2 separate regions of the Homo sapiens genome follow, and region 1 is linked to region 2. Evidence: read pairs that join two places in POLR2A ChIA-PET (ENCODE). Cell type or tissue: IMR-90. All regions are shown on one strand. Links, peaks and the distances in the headings refer to the core of each region. The heading gives the core; the rest is flanking DNA.

Region 1 (9,624 bases), core at 1,042-9,041, 51 kb after region 2:
GATTACACTCCCAAGCCTCATTTACATGGGACTTAGATGAGCTTGATCATGAGATTTTAGATATTTAAGCCCATGAGATTTAGGACTTTGAACTGTAGCCATAATGGGATGAGACCCTTGGGAGGAGGTAACAAGGGACATGAATTATGGGGGGCAGAGGGTGGGCTGGGATAGGCAAAAACTTGACATGCTGATAGCCGAAGAGGAATTAGAGAGACTCAAAGTGTGTGAGAGATTCAATACAAGAAGGTTCTTTATAGCTGAGATGGAGGGGGTCACAAGAGCAAGGACTTCTGGGAGGAGGAGCTGAGAGGATCCCTGTCTGACAGCCACCAACAAAATGGGGACCTCATTCCTACAAGCGAAAGGAAACAACATCCTTGCTGAGATTGGGAGAAGATTCTTCCCCAGAGGCTCTAGATAAGAGCCTAGCCTGGCTGATGCCTTGATTTTGACCTCAAGAGATCTGGGTCCAGCCAAGCCTGCCTGAACTTCTGACCTGGAGAACTGTGAGATAATAAGAGGGTGTTGTTTTAAGCTACTAAATTTGTGGTCATTTGTTACACAGCAAGAGAAATGAATCCAGCTTCTGTTTAGGTCCACAAATTCTATTTCTGGAAATGCTGCTGCCCTAGCCCATTGAGAGAGCTAACTAACCTCAGGCAGCAACAAAAGGACCAGGTACAGTTCTGTGATCAGCCCTTCCTAGCATAAATTTCCTCATCTACAAAGTGGGTGGGTCGAGAGAAAAGCTGTAGGAAAACATTTCTGTACCACAATTGTGTTCAAATAGAAGATGTATTATTAATTACAACACCCATGCTGACATCTGCAAATGAGGGACCCAGACATGGCCAAAAACATTAAAGTCATAGCTCCTTACCTTCCTCAGGCCAGGACTGTAGATTGCTGGAATAAAGATATGCTCCTTCTCCTCCTGTTAGATAAGTGCCCAGGAAAGACTCATCCCCCTTTAAAAACAACAACAAAAACAAAAATCCAAAAAAGAATAGGTGATTTATAGCATAAATATTCACAGAATCAAAAGTCCTGCCCAATTATGTCCGTCTACAAAAGCTGAGTCAGGCTCAGATATGCCCAATGTATTCCATGGCCTTTGGCATTGTCTGGCTCTTTGGCAGTTACTGGCATCCTTGATTTGTGCTGAGAAAAAGAACATTAAGATTCTCTCTGAGTCCAGGCATCAAAGCCCGCAATGCTTGTTCATGTTCCAGTGGATTTATTTCCTTTGTGAAAACAGAGGCAGCTTCTCCTTGGCCTAAAGCCTTGATGTCTCAGCTCTACATGTCTAGGCCAATCTGGGATCTGCTTTTAATATTATGGGGAGATTTTTAAAAGAACACCAGAAGGCCCTGATGGAATAAAGAATCCCTCTAATTGTATCCCCCATAAATGGTTATTTCTAAAGCTCTGCTGGGAAGGGGAGGAATGCAAATAGGAAGTGAAGACAACATAGTGCAAGTCTTTTAGATTAGTAGTGAGATGAAGCATTTTAATACCTTTATGAATTGCTTACATTATTTTTTGATATAATGTTCACACTGAGAATAAGAAGGCTGCTTACCCTCACTGCTTGCTGGGTTTTCTCAGACAATTTTACTTCATTATCTTCCACCTGTGTCCAAAAGGAATGCAGATTTTCAGTCAACTACTTCAAGGGAAAACCCTGCTAGGTCTCCCCACTGTGTTCAAATATTTCCAGGACACTGGCTGGACAGTCCTTCCACCATGTCCATGTCCAGTGCTCTCAGGCCCTGACACACCTGAGATGTCTGCTGGTCACCTGGGCTCAGAGCCCAAGGCCTTGGTGGGCTCTCTCACTAGGACCTGAGGTCCAGCTAATGAGCTTATGACAAGCAGAGGGGATGTGTTAGTCTCCACCTGTATTTCACTTCAGAAAAAAACAACTGTTTTTAGGGATGAAGCAAAGATAATGTATTAAAATATTTTCAGATTTAAACACGTTTAGGTTAGAGGATAACTCTCGGTCTTCCCTGTCTGTGTGGGAACTGTAGAAGCAGAATGTGAGCACTCTCAAGAAGGGACTCAGCCCATTAGCAGACTAACTGCTGTCACACCTTTTACATTCCAAGGCCCCAGTTTCAGACCAAGTCCCTCCCACTGCGGAAGATGGGACTTTTCTACTAGCAGAGAGATGTTGCAGTAAAAACTCCGTAGCAACCACTCTACCAGGGAAGCAAGTCACGGGATCCACTTCTCATGATTTGTGTGACCTTGGCCGGGCCGTTCAACTCCTAAGCTCAGTTTCCTCATTTGTAAAATGAGGCTCTTAATTTCTTCCTTTCCTAATTTAACAGTGACCCACGTAACTTTGTTCCTTTCTTTTGAAACTTTTCTAAGATTATGAGAGTTAACGGAACTATGTTCATTTGTATAAAGAGAAAGGGCTGGGATCAAAAATTCCATTCCTGAACAACAGCTAGTTCAGGACCTGACATCCCACCAGGGGCCCAACAAAGAGGCTCTTCCTCAAGTGTTCACCCTGATTTCTCCACACGTAGGTCCACTTCCACCTGATGAATGACACTAACCAGCCAGGAGCAGAATCTGGGTACAGCAGCAGTCAGGACTACGGAGCTGGTTTCTGTGGTAACAGTGCCATCTGCAGGAACACCACACACATGCCAGTTAATTCCCTACCAGCTCAGCCTGCCTTGCAGGCCCCAGACCCTAAATGCCCTTCTCAGGAGCTAGGGTTCTTTTTTTTTTTTTTTTTTTTTTGAGACAGAATCTTGTTCTGTCACCCAGGCTGGAGTGCAGTGGCGCCATCTCGGCTCACTGCAACCTCTGCCTAGCAAGTTCAAGCAACTCTCTTGACTCATCCTCCCGAATAGCTGGGATTACAGATGCGTGCCACCATGCCGGGCTAATTTTTGTATTTTTAGTAGAGATGGAATTTTGTCATGCTAGCTAGGCTGGTCTCAAATTCCTGACCTCAGGTGATCTGCCAGCCCCAGCCTCCCAAAGTGTTGGGATTGCAGGCAACATGGCAAAACCCCGTCTCTACAAAAAATATGAAAAATTAGCCAGGTGTGGTGGCGCATCTGTGGTCCCTGCTACTTGGGAGGCTGAGGTGGGAAAATCGCTTGAGCCCAGGAGGTGGAGGTTGCAGTGAACCGAGATTATGCCACCACACTCCAGCCTGGGTGACAGAGCAAGACCTTGTCTCAAAAAAAAAAAAAAAAAAAAACCCCAAAACCAAGAAACAAAACTTTTGGGAATTAGTCCATTTTACCACTACTTTTTAATTTTTATCAAGGTAGTATAGGTATACATATTAAAGATCAAAGAGAATTATCAGGCTCATTCTACCATTCTTTAGAATATTTTCATTCCTTAGAATATAATAAATCTTTAGAATATTTTGCCAACCTAACAGGTAAAAAAATAATATCTAATTACTGTTTCAAATTGCTTTTTTTTGAGACAGAGTCTCACTCTGTCACCCAGGCTGGAGTGCAGTGGTGCGACCTCAGCTCAATGCAACCTCCGCCTCCTAGGTTCAAGTGATTCTCCTGCCTCAGCTTCCCGAGTAATTGGGATTACAGGCACCCACCACCATGCCCGGCTAATTTTTGTATTTTTAGTAGAGATGGGGTTTCACCATGTTGGCCAGGCTGGTCTCAAACTCCTGACCTCAAGTGATTCGCCCACCTTGGGCTCCCAAAGTGCTGGGATTACAGGCATGAACCACCACGCCCAGCCTTCAAGTTGCTTCTTCTTGACTACTAGTGAGATTACATATCTTCATTTATAAATAGTCCTCCTCTCTTTTTTGTTTTCCACGTCTGTGAAGTGCCTGTTCATTTTTTTTGCTCATTTTACTATTGGGTAGCTTATCTTTTCTTATTAATTTTGGAAGAGTTCTTCATAAATTAGGTTATACACCCTTTGTTCATCTTTAATGTTTCTCTTTTTTTTTTTTTTTTGATACGGGGTCTCACTGTGTCACTGAGGCTGGAGTGCAGTGCTGTGATCATCAGTTCTAATATTTTTACCAGTTTATTGTTGGCCTTTTGCCTTAGTTTATAGTTTATTTTGCCAAAAAAAAAAAAAAAAGGCTTAAGGTTTGCTTTCTAAAGATCACATATACTTACCCTTTTCTTTAACTAAGATCTGAGAAGTCAAAAATGATTCAGAGAAAACCACAGATCCTAAACAACCATTGCCTCCCAGTAAGTCAGGAATGTCATAGACGGCCATACAAGCCTGCATTGAATGAGAAACCAGTTAGATCAGTTACCAGCCCAAAACTTTCAGAGAAGTCCATAAGAATGAGACCACAAATACTGCCTAAAGGAACATGGCAAAAGAGTACTGAAGAGTTTCTAGGGAAAACTGGAGTTATCCTAAATACATCTTTGAACTGGGAGGTGACTTTAGGATCACCCAGGCTTCCCTGAAATTGCTCCCTGATCAGAGACACCCTTGGGCTATAAGGAAAGTATCCTTATGTTTCCGTATATTCCCTCAAATTGCTTTATGCTGACTAGGCACAGTGGCTCATGCCTGTAATCCCAGTAATTTGGGAGGTCAAGGAACCCAGGAGTTTGAGACCACCCTGAACAACACAGTGAGATCCCCACTCTACTAAAGAAAAAATTAGGCTAGGCATAATGACTCATGCCCATAATCCCAACACTTTGGGAGGTTGAGGCGGGTGGATCACTTGAGCCCAGGAGTTTGAGACTAGCCTGGGCAACATGGTGAAACCCCATCTCTACTAAAAATACAAAAAAAAATTAGCCAGGCATGGTGGCGTGTGCCTGTAATCCCAGCTACTTGGGAGGCTGAGGCAGGAGAATTGCTTGAACCTGGGAGGTGGAGGCTGCAGTGAGCTGAGATCGCGCCACTGAACTCCAGCCTGGGCAACAGAGCAAGACTCTGTCTCAAAAAAAAAAAAAAAAAAAAAAGAAAAAAAAATAGCCAGGCATGGTGGCGTCTGCCTGTGGTCTCTGTTATTCAGGAGGCTAAGGCAGGAGGATTGTTTGAGCCCAGGAGGTTGAGGCTGCAGTGATCTATGATCATGCCACTGCACTCCAGCCTGGGCAACGGACCGAGACCCCGTCTCAAAAAAAAAAAAAAAAAAAAAAAAAAAGCAAGAAAGCTATCAAGCTTTTATGGCCAAGACAAATAAAAGCTGAGGCTTCAGTAGCCTGGAAACAAAATTAGAACAACTCAGAGAGCTCCCAAATGTCTGGTAAGAAAGCCCTAATTTATTAGGTAAAAACTAGTGAAAATGAAACAATTCCGGGAAGAAGCCAGCAGAAGAAAGAGAAAATGATGTTAGCTAGAGCTAGAGTCTGTGATGACCAGGAAGATCTGATGAGGGACATGGGATAAGTAGCACAAGGACCTGTCCCCTCCTACCCTGAATAGTAGTGAGCGGTGGGTGCTGGTGCAGATCTCCTAAGTCCACTTTCACATATTGTCGTCCTAGCCTGGGACGCCTGTCCCACCCCTTAGGACAGAGACAAAAGATCTGAGGCTCTTGAACGGATTGCTGAATTTTCAAATAAAAACTTAAAGAGGCCACAAGGTTGAAAGGAAAAAAACCACAGTTAAGGCCAAAGCCCTTAATTTTCCATATTATTATGATAATAGGATATACAAAAGAGACAAGTAGGCGTCTATATTTGAATTAACTTTCCTTTCAGGTTTGACAACTGGAAGGTTTATCTAAAGCTGTCTCAAAGGATTTCGAGCATCTGAAGACACAGAACCCTCCTGAGCTACATGGTCCCTCTTAAGTGACAATGGCAATCCTATGTCTTTGGTTCCCAGACCAATCAGGTGGACAGATCCTGGGGGTTCCTGATCCTTCATGTTCATATTTGGCCACTGGTATTGAGGAAGGGAAGAGAGGATATTAAAAAGATAACATGTAGCATTTGTTGGACACTTGTTATGTACTTCCCACCATGTGGCACGGGGAAAGAAAAAATACAGCATGGTGCCTGTCTTCAGGAAATCTATAATGTATAGCTGGAGAAACAAGGGCATTCTTATATGAAGGTCATCATATGACACATTATGATATCATATGACACATTAGGATATAATTATTTCTTAATTTGTGTAGTACAAACTGCAACTGCAAGGACTATAGGAATACTTGTAGGGAGAAATCAACAGGGAAGGCTTTGGGGAGGATATAGAACTTCATCTCTGGATAAGAGGACAGAATGTAGACAAAAAGCATCAACTTCCTGCCTCTTATTTCCTATCTCATTAGCTGTGCATACTTGACGCAAGACTATGATTTTACTGGATTCCTAATCACCTGCTACTATGCAAAGCATCTTCCAAAGCACTGCTCAAGAGTCTAAGGAGAGAAGTCAGGGATTTAAAGTCTAACAAGGAGATAAAGTATTATCACCTAAATATCAGAAAGTATTTCCCAATGTTTTAATGATATCACAAAAAAGTCTAAACTAGTTCTAAAAGAACATCCACACAAAATGTTGACAGATGGGGACCAGGAACATTATAAAAACATAAATTACAACCTTAAAAAAATTACCCTTGTTGTGCTATTCTCTGTAGATAGGTTAACACTACTGACAGGAACTTTTGAGTTACTTTTCCACAGGTGATGGTGATGGGGATGCGCTTGTACCAAATTATCCACTGGGTGCTGCTCACCCAGTTCCCTGGGACCAAAGCTTTTTCAAACTAAGGCTCAGGCAGTGGTCACAGAACAGACTCAAGATATAACACACACCACAAACAGAATCTTGGCTAGATATGTACTACCCTCTCATGTACCATTTGCCAATCTTCTTCACATCAGGATGTTCTGGGGTAAAGGGAGGACTCAGCTTGTGGCTGAGAACAACTGGCCTAGAAACTCTGGCTCCCCTTCGCCATGCCATCCCACCCCAGGGACCATTATCTCAGTGCATCTCCAAACCATGCCCCCAGCACACAGGTTGGAAAACGTTGCTCTGACTACTCTACTTCATGGCAGACCCAGGTCCCTGTTGATTATTGGCCATTTAAATAATTATAGTCATGTATCACTTAATGACAGGGATACATTCTGAGAAATGCATCATTAGCTGATTTCATCACTGTGTGAACATTGTAGAGTGTACTTAAACCTAGATGGTGTAGCCTACTATACACCTAGGCTAGCTGGTATAGTCTATTGCTCCTAGGCTACAAACCCGTACAGCATGTTACTATACTGAATACTGTAGGCAATTATAACATGATGGTAATATTTGTGAATTTAGGCATATCTACACATAGAAATGGTGGGTAAAAATACAGTATTATGATATTATGGGACCACTGTTGTATCTGCAGTCCACTGTTGACCAAGATGTCCTTTTGTGGTACAGGACTGTAGTTAATTTTCTCAGGTTCCCTGTTTTTGTTTGTTTGTTTTCTGAGACTAAATCTCACTCTGTCATCCAGGCTGGAGTGCAGTGGTGCAATCACAGTTCACTGCAGTCTCAAACTCCTGGACTCAAGTGATCCTCCTGCCTCAGCCTCCTGAGGAGGTCGGGCTACAGGTGCATGCCACCACACCTGCCTAATTAAAAAAATTTTTTTTTTTAGACACGGGGTCTCACTACGCTGTCAAGACTGGTCTCAACTCTAGGTTCCTGTTAAGGACATCAATGCAAGTCTTGGAACTCAAAGATGCCACTGAAAAACTTAGTCTGTTAGTCAAGGCAAGCTTGTCCTGGATTCACATTTCGACAAGAGCAATCTCAGCTACCTGTAGGAAGGCTTCATAACCCAGAAAGAGGTGCCTCCCAACACCTCAGTTAAGACTCTGGACACTGGGGAAGCCTAGGCAAGGGAGAATAGATGTGGGTGGGCCTAGCACAGCTACCTGGGTACCTTCAGTAAACACAGGCTCACCCCTGCTATGGCTGGGATAGGACTGAGAGAAGATCAGCTTCTTCAGGTGGGGTGGGCTGCCCAAGACCCCCACCCACTCCCACCTCCCAACTTACAGATGTCCCTCTACAGGCCATTCCCAGCCAGCTGACCCATGATAGCTCTGCTTACCGTCTTCACAAAGGATAAGCTATCTTCACTGTCCAGCGGTACAATTCTAGGAGGGGAAAGAGATGGAAGACTATGTTAAAGAGTTTTTAAGTGTACTTAAATTTACAGTGTTTGCTTTTTTCAACTTGGCAATGACAAGTCATAGATTCGGATTGCTCTTAGGGCCTTTCAAAACACTGGGTTGCATGTCTGTAGAATTGGTATGTGGGCCACTAAGGTGAGTATGTCCATCCCCACCTCTGCCCCTCAGCTCTGCAGTGGGAAGCACTCAGGGTACAGGGGCTCAGCTGAGCACAGCCAGCCCAAGCCCAACCCTGGAGTGATGTCACTGCTAGGTGTGGAAGCATGAGAAAACCACTCATGTCAGCAGCCTCCCCTCTCTTTATCTTCCTAAAACTTGCTCCATGTAAGGATGCACCACAATCATATACGCACCTTCCCTGATTATTCACAGCATGTATATGAAAAGTCATCTTGGAGCTGTAGACCAGAAACAAAACAAAAGAAAAATCAGTCTGCTCCTGCTCCTCAGATACCTGTGCAGGGTACCTGCTTGGGATTCTCAAGGCCACACAGTGAGGTGTGTGTCATCCTTGCTTTACACAGATTTACCCTATTTTGGATACTTTCCCCAGGGTCCCACACCACCAGCAGGTATGAGGCCAGAATCTGACTCTAATCACAGCCCTGCCTCTGTGCAAGTCCTAAGGACGGTCTTGACTCTTGGACCACAACAGGAGAAAATGACATGAGAGGACTGCTGCTCACTGCAGACTGAGAATGACCCTCCATCCCTGCTCTGAGCGCAAGCAGAGGCCACGTCTCTGCAACTCACAGTCAAATGCTGTGGAGCCATGGGTGAGGCCTTCAGAGTTGAGAAATAACTAGAAAACCCTTTCAGCTTACTCTAACTTGTGTAAGTGTAATCTCTTGCATTAACACATACTAGATAGCTACACACTAATTACTGTCTGCATTCATGGCTCCCACTCCTTCCCCTCTTGGGAGAAAGAGATCTGCTAACCTGAAGCAGTTTGAGGGTCCTCAGTGAAGTAATCTTTTTTTTTTTTTTTTTTTTTTTTTGAGACAGAGTCTCATTCTGTCACCCAGGCTGGAGTGCAGTGGCGCAATCTCGACTCACTGCAACCTCCACCTCCTGGGTTCAAGCGATTCTCCTGCTTCAGCCTCCCCAATAGCTGGGACTACAGGTGTGTACCATCATGCCTGGCTAATTTTTGCATTTTTAATGAAGGCGGGGTTTTGCCATGTTGGTCAGGATGGTCTTGAACTCCTGACCTCAAGTGATCGCCTGTCTTGGCCTCCCAAAGTGTTAAGATTACAGGCGTGAGCCACTGCGCCCCGCCCTCAGTGAAGCAATCTTTGTGGTGAGAAAGGGGAGGGGCTCTAGGTGGAAGACTGGCCTGGGGGACTTTTCTCCCATTGACTGGTGTTTTCTTCTTGTGCCTTTCTCCAGCTAGGGCAGACACCTAGGCCTAGGAGGCCTTGGGACTGAGAGGGGGCCTGCTCTGGGGAGGCTGAGTGGCCTAGGCAAGGGCC
Region 2 (9,624 bases), core at 579-8,578:
CTGCCCGCCTCGGCATCCCAAAGTGCTGGGATTACAGGCGTGAGCCACCAAGCCTGGCCAGATCATTTTTTGTTACGAAAAAAGTTGGTGGTGTAAGGGGTGGTATGGAGGATGTAGAGAGGTGCTTGGGAAAAGTGAGTAAGAATAACAAAGATAATCCAAATAAACATGAGAGATTAATTCTGGCCAAGCTTTAACAATGTCTTCCCCTAAACCTTCAACAGAGCAGAAACAAATTGTCCATGCTATACAGGAATAAGTGTAGCACGATGCCTAAGAGAAAAAGCTCTGAGCCATTCAACCTGGGTTTGAAATCCAGTTCTTTCATCTACTAAGCTATAAATTGTCAAGTCATTAACTCTTTGCTGCCCCTGGTACCTTATCTGTAAAATGATAAAATAACGGAATCCACTTCACAGGATTGGTGTAAATGAGACAACACAAACAAAGCTCTCACAACAGCACTGTTCAACAGAGCCTTCTGGGGCAATGGAAATGTTCTAGATCTGCACTGTTGGACACGGTAGCTGCCAGCCACAGGAAGCTATGAAGCACTTGAAATGTGGCTGTGTGGCTGAAAGACTGAATTATAAATTTTGATTTTTATTAATTTACATTTCATTAAATAGCCATGTGGCTAGGAGCTGCCATATAGAGAGTGGAGTCTTTGAACAATAGCTAGCACACACAGTAAATGTTCCAGCGTGTTGGTATTAGTATGATTACAGTAACTTTGCAGCACACTCTCTCCTTTGTCCTCTTCTCCTCTGGAGAGGTCCACAGGCTGTGCAGCATCCTACAGAGAACATTCCCTGGGCCATATGAGCAGGGAACCCAGCAGATGGGAACCCTAGAGGACTGACTGACGGTATTGTCAGAAGCGAGTCTCACCTGGGAAAGTTATAGCTCCTTGGTTCTGTGCCAGGCACTTTGCCCTCAGTAGGGGCTGGAGGAACACAGGGCACAGCGGTGCTTGCTGCCTACAGGATGATTCCCTAAATTGAAACATCTAAGAAGGCTCGCAGTTTGGAGCCCAAGAGGTGGAGCACTGGGCTCCTGGCAAGGCCAGCAGCTGCCGGACAGGCAGGCCGTGCCAGCTGCCATGTGTCACCCTTGCAAAGCACATCTGGTATTTTCACCTTCTCTCTTTTTTTTTTTCTGTAAATAAATAAATCATTGGGTTTACAAAAAAATCTTAGTTATTTTTCAATGATGATACTTGCCAGCCAGGATACATTAAATATCGAGATCGTAGCATCTCAGGACTTGAAAAACTGTTTTCTGAGAGAATCAGCTCAATGTCTTCATTCCTTTGAAAACACACAGAAAAGACCTAGATTAATTAGGACTGTCAATCTCTTTTTTTTTTTTCTTGAGACGGAGTCTCGCTCTGTCGCCAGGCTGGAGTGCAGTGGTGCAATCTTGGCTCATTGCAACCTCCGCTTCCCGGGTTCAAGTGATTCTCCTGCCTCAGCCTCCTGAGTAGCGGGGACTACAGGCATGTGCCATCATACCCAGGTAATTTTTGTACTTTCAGTAGGGACGGGGTTTCACCATGTTGGCCAGGATCGTCTCAATCTCCTGACCTCATGATCCGCCTGCCTCGGCCTCCCAAAGTGTTGGGATTACAGGCATGAGCCACCGAGCCCGGCCAGGACTGACTTTACCTGCACGTTTTGTTTATTCTTCATGTCCCCTAAATACATACAAGCATTTTTGTTTTTTTCTGCCAAACCAAATGAAAATTAGCTGTACTCATCATGATATTTTACCCCTAAATACTTCAGTATGCATCTCCCAAGAACAAGGACATTCTCTTACAGAACTACGATATCATGATCACATCCAAGGAATTTACTGGCTCCCAGCAATCACCTGGGAGCTTGTTAGAAATGCAGAACCTCAGCCCCCAGCCCAGATGTACTGAACCAGAAACTAATTTTCAACAAGATCTCCACTAGAGATGCATATGCACCACAAAGCTGGAGAAGCATGAACATACATCCACTTTCAAATTTCCCCTTTTTGGTGGGGGAGGGTCCACGATCCAATCAAGAATCATTCATTAGGCCGGGCGCGATGGCTCATGTCTGTAATCCCAGCACTTTGGGAGGCCGAGGCAGGCGGATCACCTGGGGTCAGGAGTTCAAGACCAGCCTGGCCAACATGGCGAAACCCCATCTCTACTAAAAAAATACAAAAATTAGCTGGGCGTGGTGGCACGCGCCTGTAGTCCCAGCTACTTAGGAGGCCGAGGCAGGAGAATCACTTGAACCCAGGAGGTGGAGAGGTGGAGGTTGCAGTGAGACGAGATCACGCCACTGCACTCCAGCCTGGGTGACAGAGTGAGACTCTGTCTCAGAAAAAAAAAAAAAAAAAAAAAGACTATGTTCAAAAGTTACTTGAATTAAATACTTTTTTTGGTGTGGTTGTTATTACTTTGATATACAGATACATTCCTTTTTTTTTTTTTTAATTTTGAGACAGAGTTTCGCTCTTGTTGCCCAGGCTGGAGTGAAATGGCGTGATCTCGTCTCACTGCAACCTCCGCCTCCTGAGTTCAAGCGATTCTCCTGCCTCAGCCTCCCAAGTAGCTGGGACTACAGGCACCCACCACCACGCCCTGCTAATTTTTGTATTTTTTAAATAGAGACAGGGTTTCGCCATGTTGGCCAGGCTGATCTTGAACTCCTGACCCCAGGTGATCCGCCTGCCTCAGCCTCCTAAAGCGTTGGGATTACAGGCGTGAGTCACTGCACCCGGCCTAAATTTATCATCTTTATTCTCCTTTAACCTGGAACAGTTCCTCTATCTTTTGGTTGGTTTGATTCTCATGGTGTTGATATTTGAGAGTACATGTCAGAGCTTTTGTGTCCCACACTTGGATTTGTCTGTTTCTAATTCTCATAATTAGATTCAGGTTATGCATATTTTGAGATTAATACCCAGGTGGTGTTGCATCCTTCCCACTGCATCACATCAAGGAGGTACAGGGTATCAGTTTGTCCCATTACTGGTCTCACTGAGTTTAATCGTTTGTTCAACATAGGTATACCAGACCTTTCCATTGTAAGGTATTTTTCCCTCTTTGTAAGGAGTCAGTAGTCTATGGAGTGGTACTTTACACAGTACAGGACTAGTAATATTTTTTTTCTTCAACAGTCTTTCACCTAGTGCTTTTAGCATTCATTGATCGTTCCCTAAATCAAATACTGTATTAGACTGAAGGTTACAAAATGATTATTTTCTAGTTCTTTTGTTTTTGTTTTTTTGAGATGGTTGAGATGGAGTCTTGCTCTGTTGCCCAGGCTGGAGTGCAGTGGCGCGGTCTCGGCCCACTGCAAGCTCCGCCTCCCAGGTTTACGCCATTCTCCTGCCTCAGCCTCCTGAGTAGCTGGGACTACAGGTGCCCGCCACCATGCCCGGCTTATTTTTTGTATTTTTAGTAGAGATGGGGTTTCACCGTGTTGGCCAGGATGGTCTCGATCTCCTGACCTTGTGATCTGCCCGCCTCAGCCTCCCAAAGTGCTGGGATTACTGGCCTGAGCCACCATGCTCGGCTGATTATTTTCTAGTTCTATCAAACCTTATTTACTTGGTATTCTTCTATAAAGGGCTTTGCTATCCTGCCCCCTTCCACCTTTTTTTTTTTTTTGAGATGGAGTTTCGCTCTTGTTGCCTAGGCTAGAGTGCAATGGCGCAATCTCGGCTCACTGCAAGCTCCGCCTCCTGGGTTCAAGCCATTCTCCTGCCTCAGCCTCCTGAGTAACTGGAATCACAGGCATGCACTACCATGCCCGGCTAATTTTATATTTTTAATAGAGATGGGGTTTTGCCATATTGGTCAGGCTGATTTCGAACTCCCGACCTCAGGTGATCTGCCTGCCTCGGCCTCCCAAAGTGCTGGGATTACAGGTGTGAGCCACCGTGCCTGGCCCCACCTTTGTTTTTGAGGATCACTGTGGACACACATTTTATTCCATGTGTTATAATTCATAGTTCCAGTATTATCATGGTTCTTTCTTATCCCCAAATTGTCCCAAATTAGACTAGCAGGAACTTCTTAAGCTACTTCCCATATCCTTTTGACACATCTCCACTAATCTTTGAGTACTTCCTTGCTTTATTGGCATAAAATGGACCAGGCTCACCTTGTACTTTCCTTGACCTAGGCATGCAGTCAGCTAATTCTCCAAGGAGTCCTGGTACCTTGTAGTGGGGACTGGTACTTAGAAACCAAGATACAGAGGTAAGGGTATTTGCTGCAACTGTGGTATTACTATTCTGGTCCCTTTCAAAGGAAAATGGTAGGAAATATACATTTTTAAAAATAATGAATTTATATTGAATCTCCAATTCAAATCAACATTTGATCTTTGGGAGGCCGAGGTGGGTGGATCACTTGAGGCCAGGAGTTCAACACCAGCCTGGCCAACATGGTGAAACCCTGCCACTACTAAAAATAGAAAAATTAGTCTGGTATGGTGGTATGCACTTGTAATCCCAGCTACTAGGGAGGCTGGGGCAAGAGAATCACTTGAATCCAGGAGGTGGAGGTTGCAGTGAGCTGAGATCGTGTCACGGCACTCCAGCCTGGGTGACAGAGCAAGACTCTGTCTAAATAAAATAAAATAAATATTTGAAGGGTTTTTCTTCATCTTCCCCATTTCATATTCATAATCTCCTCTCTTCAATCAGTGATGTTGTTTAGAACCAGGGTTCCAGCAGAGGATTATGTTCAAAAGTTACTTGAATTAAATACTTTTCTTGGTGTGGCTGTTATTACTTTGATATACAGATAGGTTTACTTTTTTTTTTTTTTTTTAATTTTGAGATGGAGTTTCATTCTTGTTGCCCAGGCTGGAGTGCAATGGCATGATCTTGGCTCACTGCAACCTCCGCCTCCCAGGTTCAATCAATTCTCCTGCCTCAGCCTCCTGAGTAGCTGGGATTACAGGTGCCTGGCACCACGCCTGGCCAATTTTTTGTATTTTTAGTAGAGGCGGGGTTTCGCCATGTTGGCCAGGCTGGGCTGGTCTTGAACTCCTGACCTCAGGTGATACGCCCGCCTCGCCCTCCCAAAGTGTTGGGATTACAGGCATGAATCACTGTGCCCGGCCCCTTTTTTTTTTTGAGATGGAGTTTCTCTTTGTCGCCCACCTGGAGTGCAATGGTACGATCTTGGCTCACTGCAACCTCTGCCTCCTGGGTTTAAGCGATTCTCTTGCCTCAGTCTCCTGAGTAGCTGGGATTATAGGCATGCGCCACCATGCCCAGCTAAGTTTTGTATTTTTAGTAGAGACAGGGTTTCACCATGTTGGTAGGGCTGGTCTCGAACTCCTGACTTCGTGATCTGCCTGCCTTGGCCTCCCAAAGTGCTGGGATTACAGGCGTGAGCCACTGCACCCAGCCTAGATTCGCTTTTTTTGGTTTGTATTTAATTTAGTTTTTTCCCTCCTTTATTTAATTTTTGAATACATAAAATATCTACATAGTTCAAAAGTCAAAACTACATTAAAAAGGTATATAACCTTTTATCTGAATTGAGCAAACAAAACAGCTATATAACCAGGTGTTTTCTCCTCGTATATGTGTGTACACAAACAAAATCACTAATTCTCTATTTTTAGTTTGTAATTTGAACCCAAGTCCATGAAGTAAAGAGATAATATCTCTATGTTACTTTTTTTTTTTTTTTTTTTTTTTTGAGACAGAGGCTCTGTTGCCCAGGCTGGCTGGAGTGCAGTGGTGCGGTCTTGGCTCACTGCAAGCTCTGCCTCCCAGGTTCACGCCGTTCTCCTCCCTCAGCCTCCCAAGTAGCTGGGGCTACAGGTGCCTGCCACCACACCTGGCTAATTTCTGTATTTTTTTAAATATAGAGGCGGGGTTCCACCGTGTTAACAAGGATGGTCTCAATCTCCTGACCTTGTGATCCGCCTGCCTTGGCCTCCCAAAGTGTTGGGATTACAGGCGTGAGCCACTGCACCCGGCCACTTTTTTTTTTTTTTTTTAATAGACAAAGTCTCACTACTTCGCTCAGGCTGGAGTGCAATGGTGTGATCATGGCTCAGTATAACCCTAAACTCCTGGGCTCAGGCAATCCTCCTGCCCAGCCTCCTGAGTAGCTGAGACTACAGACATGCACAACCATGCTGGCTGTTTTTTTAAAAAACTGTTTTGGTAGAGACAGAGTGTCACTATTTTACCCAGGCTGGTCTTGAACTCCTGCAAGGAGTTTTGGGCTCCCTAAGTGCTGGGATTACAGGTTGAGCCATCACATCCGACCCTTCTCTACGTTCTCTATGCCATTTCTTTCACACTTTAATACAAGGATGTTAAGAGAATCTTGGCTACCATCCTTCAATGGATGAGAATGTGAATGGATCAAAACAAAATGCCTCAAAATGGTACACGATGGGGTCTTCTTGGTGATTTTTACAGAGCATCTAAAGCACTTCGGCCAGGCGTGGTGCCTCACGCCTGTAATCCCAGCACTTTGGGAGGCCGAGGCAGGCGGAACACAAGGTCAGGAGATTGAGACCATCCTGGCTAACATGGTGAAACCCCGTCTCTACTAAAAATACAAAAACAAAATTAGCCGGGCGTGGTGGCGGGCGCCTGTAGTCCCAGCTACTCAGGAGGCTGAGGCAGGAGAATGGCGTGAACCTGGGAGGCGGAGCTTGCAGTGAGCCGAGATCGCGCCACTGCACTCCAGCCTGGACGACAGAGGGAGACTCCGTCTCAAAAAAAAAAAAAACACTTCAAAAACTGTTTTTTTTCTTTTTCCAATATATTTTTTCTTTTTCGAGATGGAGTATCACTATATTGTCCAGGCTGGTCTCAAACTCCTGACTCAAGATCCTCCCACCTCAGCCACCCAAAATGCTGAGATTACAGGCACGAGCCATTGTGCCCAGCCTGCTTTTTTTTTTTTTTTTTTTAAAGAGATGGGGTCTTGCTCTGTCTCTCAGGCTGTGGAATGCACTGACACAATCATTGCTCACTGCAGCCTCCAATTCCTGGATTCAAGTGATCCTCCCTTCTCAGCCTCCCGAGTAGCTGGGACTATAGGTGCGTGCCACCGCACCTGGCTCAAAAACTGACTTCTCCAAATGTTTAGGTCTTAGATACAGTAGAAAGACTCTGTGGGCCACAGACAGAGTGCTGTATCTGAGAAAGCAACTGGTCTTGCAGAGTGAATCTATAGATTACCTGGTGACAATCCCATTTTCTGCAAGAATGAAGGCTGCAGCAGGATTGGCAGCCCTGATGAGGCTCTGCAGCTGAACAAGGAGAGGGTGCCGCTGCTCCGTGGTGTGACTGGTGAATACCACGTTACTCACCAGGCCTGGGAATAAAACCAAGGACAGTTTAGCCTTCACAGTCCTGGTTAGGGGTGAAGGCTCACACAAACGTGAGCCCTTGCTCCATCCCCTAATCATGCCTTCCAGTAGTCTCCTGATGGAGACAACCCTTACACCCCAATACCAACATAAACAGCTATCATTCTCTTCCCACTTCCCGGCACTGCCACCTCTTGGAATGAATAGCTTCAAGTCTGTAGCTGCCTTACTACCTAACCCCTAACTTCCTCTATCTTTTTTTTTTTTTTTTTTAAGACGGTGTCTCACTCTGTTGCCCAGGCTGGAGTGCAGTGGTGCGATCTCAGCTTACTGCAACCTCAGCCTCCAGGGTTCAAGCAATTCTCCTGCCTCAGCCTCTTGAGTAGCAGGAATTACAGGAACCCGCAACCATGCCTGGCTAATTTTTGTATTTTTAGTAGAGACGGGGTTTCACCATGTTGGCTAGGCTGGTCTTGAACTCCTGACCTCAGGTGATCAGCCCACCTCAGCCTCCCAAAGTGCTGGGATTACAGACATGAGCCATTGCACCCGGCCTCCTCTATTATTTTAATTCTGGTATCTAGCTGATACTTGGAATTCTTAGTCAAAGGGCCTTTTCACACATCCTGTATTTAGCATCATCAGGAACTGGTGCCATTTACCTTCACCAGTTCAGAACAACACAATTATCAAAAACTCACCATATAACAGGGGTTATTCATTATATCCTCAAAGAGTGCACTGCCAAGATACTGTGCACAGGGAGCCACATGATTCCAAGATAAATGCTAACAGATTTTAGTCACGTGGTAAGAAAGGGTGGCCCATGTAAGAAGAGGTTGCAGGGTGGGCCATGATCACTCCCAACCTTTTGGTGAAAATACAGAAGTAAAATTCACAGGACCACAGAGAATTTGGAGATCAGGAAACTTACCACACTTCACCACCCCAAGATAATTATAATACCCCTTCCATATTCATTCCTATTTTAACAGTTATAATCATAGCGCATATATAAGATTATTCATTTTGCATTTTTGTTATTCAATAATTTTTATTTACTTCTTCTTTTTTTTTTTTTGAGACGGAGTTTCACTCTTGTTGTCCAGGTTGGAGTGCAATGTTGCAATCTCAGCTCACTACAGTCTCCACCTCCCATGTTCAAGTAATTCTCCTGCCTCAGCCTCCTAAGTAGCTGGGATTACTGGTGCGCGCCACCATGCCCAGCTTATTTTGTATTTTTAGTAGAGATGGGGTTTCTCCATGTTGGTCAGGCTGGTCTCGAACTCCCGACCTCGTGATCTGCCTGCCTCGGCCTCCCAAAGTGCTGGGATTACAGGTGTGAGCCACCGCACCCAGCTGTACTTCTTAATATCGTAGAAAATTTCAAACATACACAACTAGAAAAATAGTAGAATGAACTCCCATCACCTGGTTTCAGGAACTACCAACACTCAGCTAATCGTATTTCATCTACACTCCACCCAGCTCATCCCCGGCTCCCCTACTGTATGATTTTGAAGTCAATCCCAGATACCCAATTATTTCAAACAAAAATACTTCAACGTGAATTTCCATAATATAAGGACTCTAAACATATTAACAATGAACTCCTTAATATAAAAAAATCCAGTCTGTGTTCAAATTTCTCTGTCTTATAAATGTTTTCTCAGTTAATAATTTTTGAATCAGGAACCAAAGGAAGTCTACATATTATATATATTTATATATTCAGTGGCTCACTGAAGCATTGACCTCCTGGGCTCAAGCAATCCTCCTGCCTCAGCCTCCTGTGTAGCTGGGACCACAGGTGTGCGTGCCACCATGCTTGGCTAATTTTTTTATTTTTTTTAGACACTGGGTCTCATTTTGTTGCCCAGACTGGTCTCAAACTCCTGGGCTCAAGTGATCCTCATGCCTTGGCCTCCTCTAAAGTGCTGGGATTACGGGCGTGAGCCACGGCACCCAGCTTCATTAGGATTTTCAGTTCCTCTAGTGGTCACTTTTATATCTTTAAAGAGTATACTTAACCCTTTATAACTTGATTTAATAGCTTTAAACTTTATCAATCTCCCATTCTGAAAGATGTAAAGAGTATCTCTCCTCTGCCAATTTTTTGTAAAATATAATTTCATAGATAGGCTTTCAACATTTATATTCTATTTTGTAATAGAATTCTCACAGGTGTTATAATTCTATACTTAAAAAAGATTCAATGCTCATCATCAACCCATTTACTAATAGAGAGTAGTTTAATTATTTTTTTATTATTATTATTTCT

The links. Peaks named below come from ENCODE experiments on the same cell type or tissue, not always from the same donor. Only the 100,000 strongest peaks of a DNase experiment are listed, where the experiment ranks them.
Region 1: POLR2A ChIA-PET joins it to region 2 with 15 read pairs; 7 of 35 experiments call an interaction of 5 or more read pairs at or near these places.

What each region holds. Positions count from the first base shown.
Region 1 is chr20:3,314,150-3,323,773 of GRCh38, forward strand. It overlaps DNAAF9 (dynein axonemal assembly factor 9), which reads right to left. Exons shown (of 37, transcript NM_001009984.3): 15 at 8,503-8,547; 16 at 8,068-8,113; 17 at 4,140-4,251; 18 at 2,574-2,644; 19 at 1,586-1,636; 20 at 884-971. Among named protein-coding and RNA genes, the nearest start is that of SLC4A11, 80 kb to the left of the region's middle. In IMR-90, for the core only: a CTCF peak has its summit at 2,643 (motif pointing left); a DNase peak (open chromatin) is centred at 4,212.
Region 2 is chr20:3,263,215-3,272,838 of GRCh38, forward strand. DNAAF9 (dynein axonemal assembly factor 9) reads right to left here. Exons shown (of 37, transcript NM_001009984.3): 30 at 7,213-7,348; 31 at 1,224-1,310. Among named protein-coding and RNA genes, the nearest start is that of SLC4A11, 29 kb to the left of the region's middle. In IMR-90, for the core only: no CTCF peak of the experiment used is centred there; no DNase peak of the experiment used is centred there.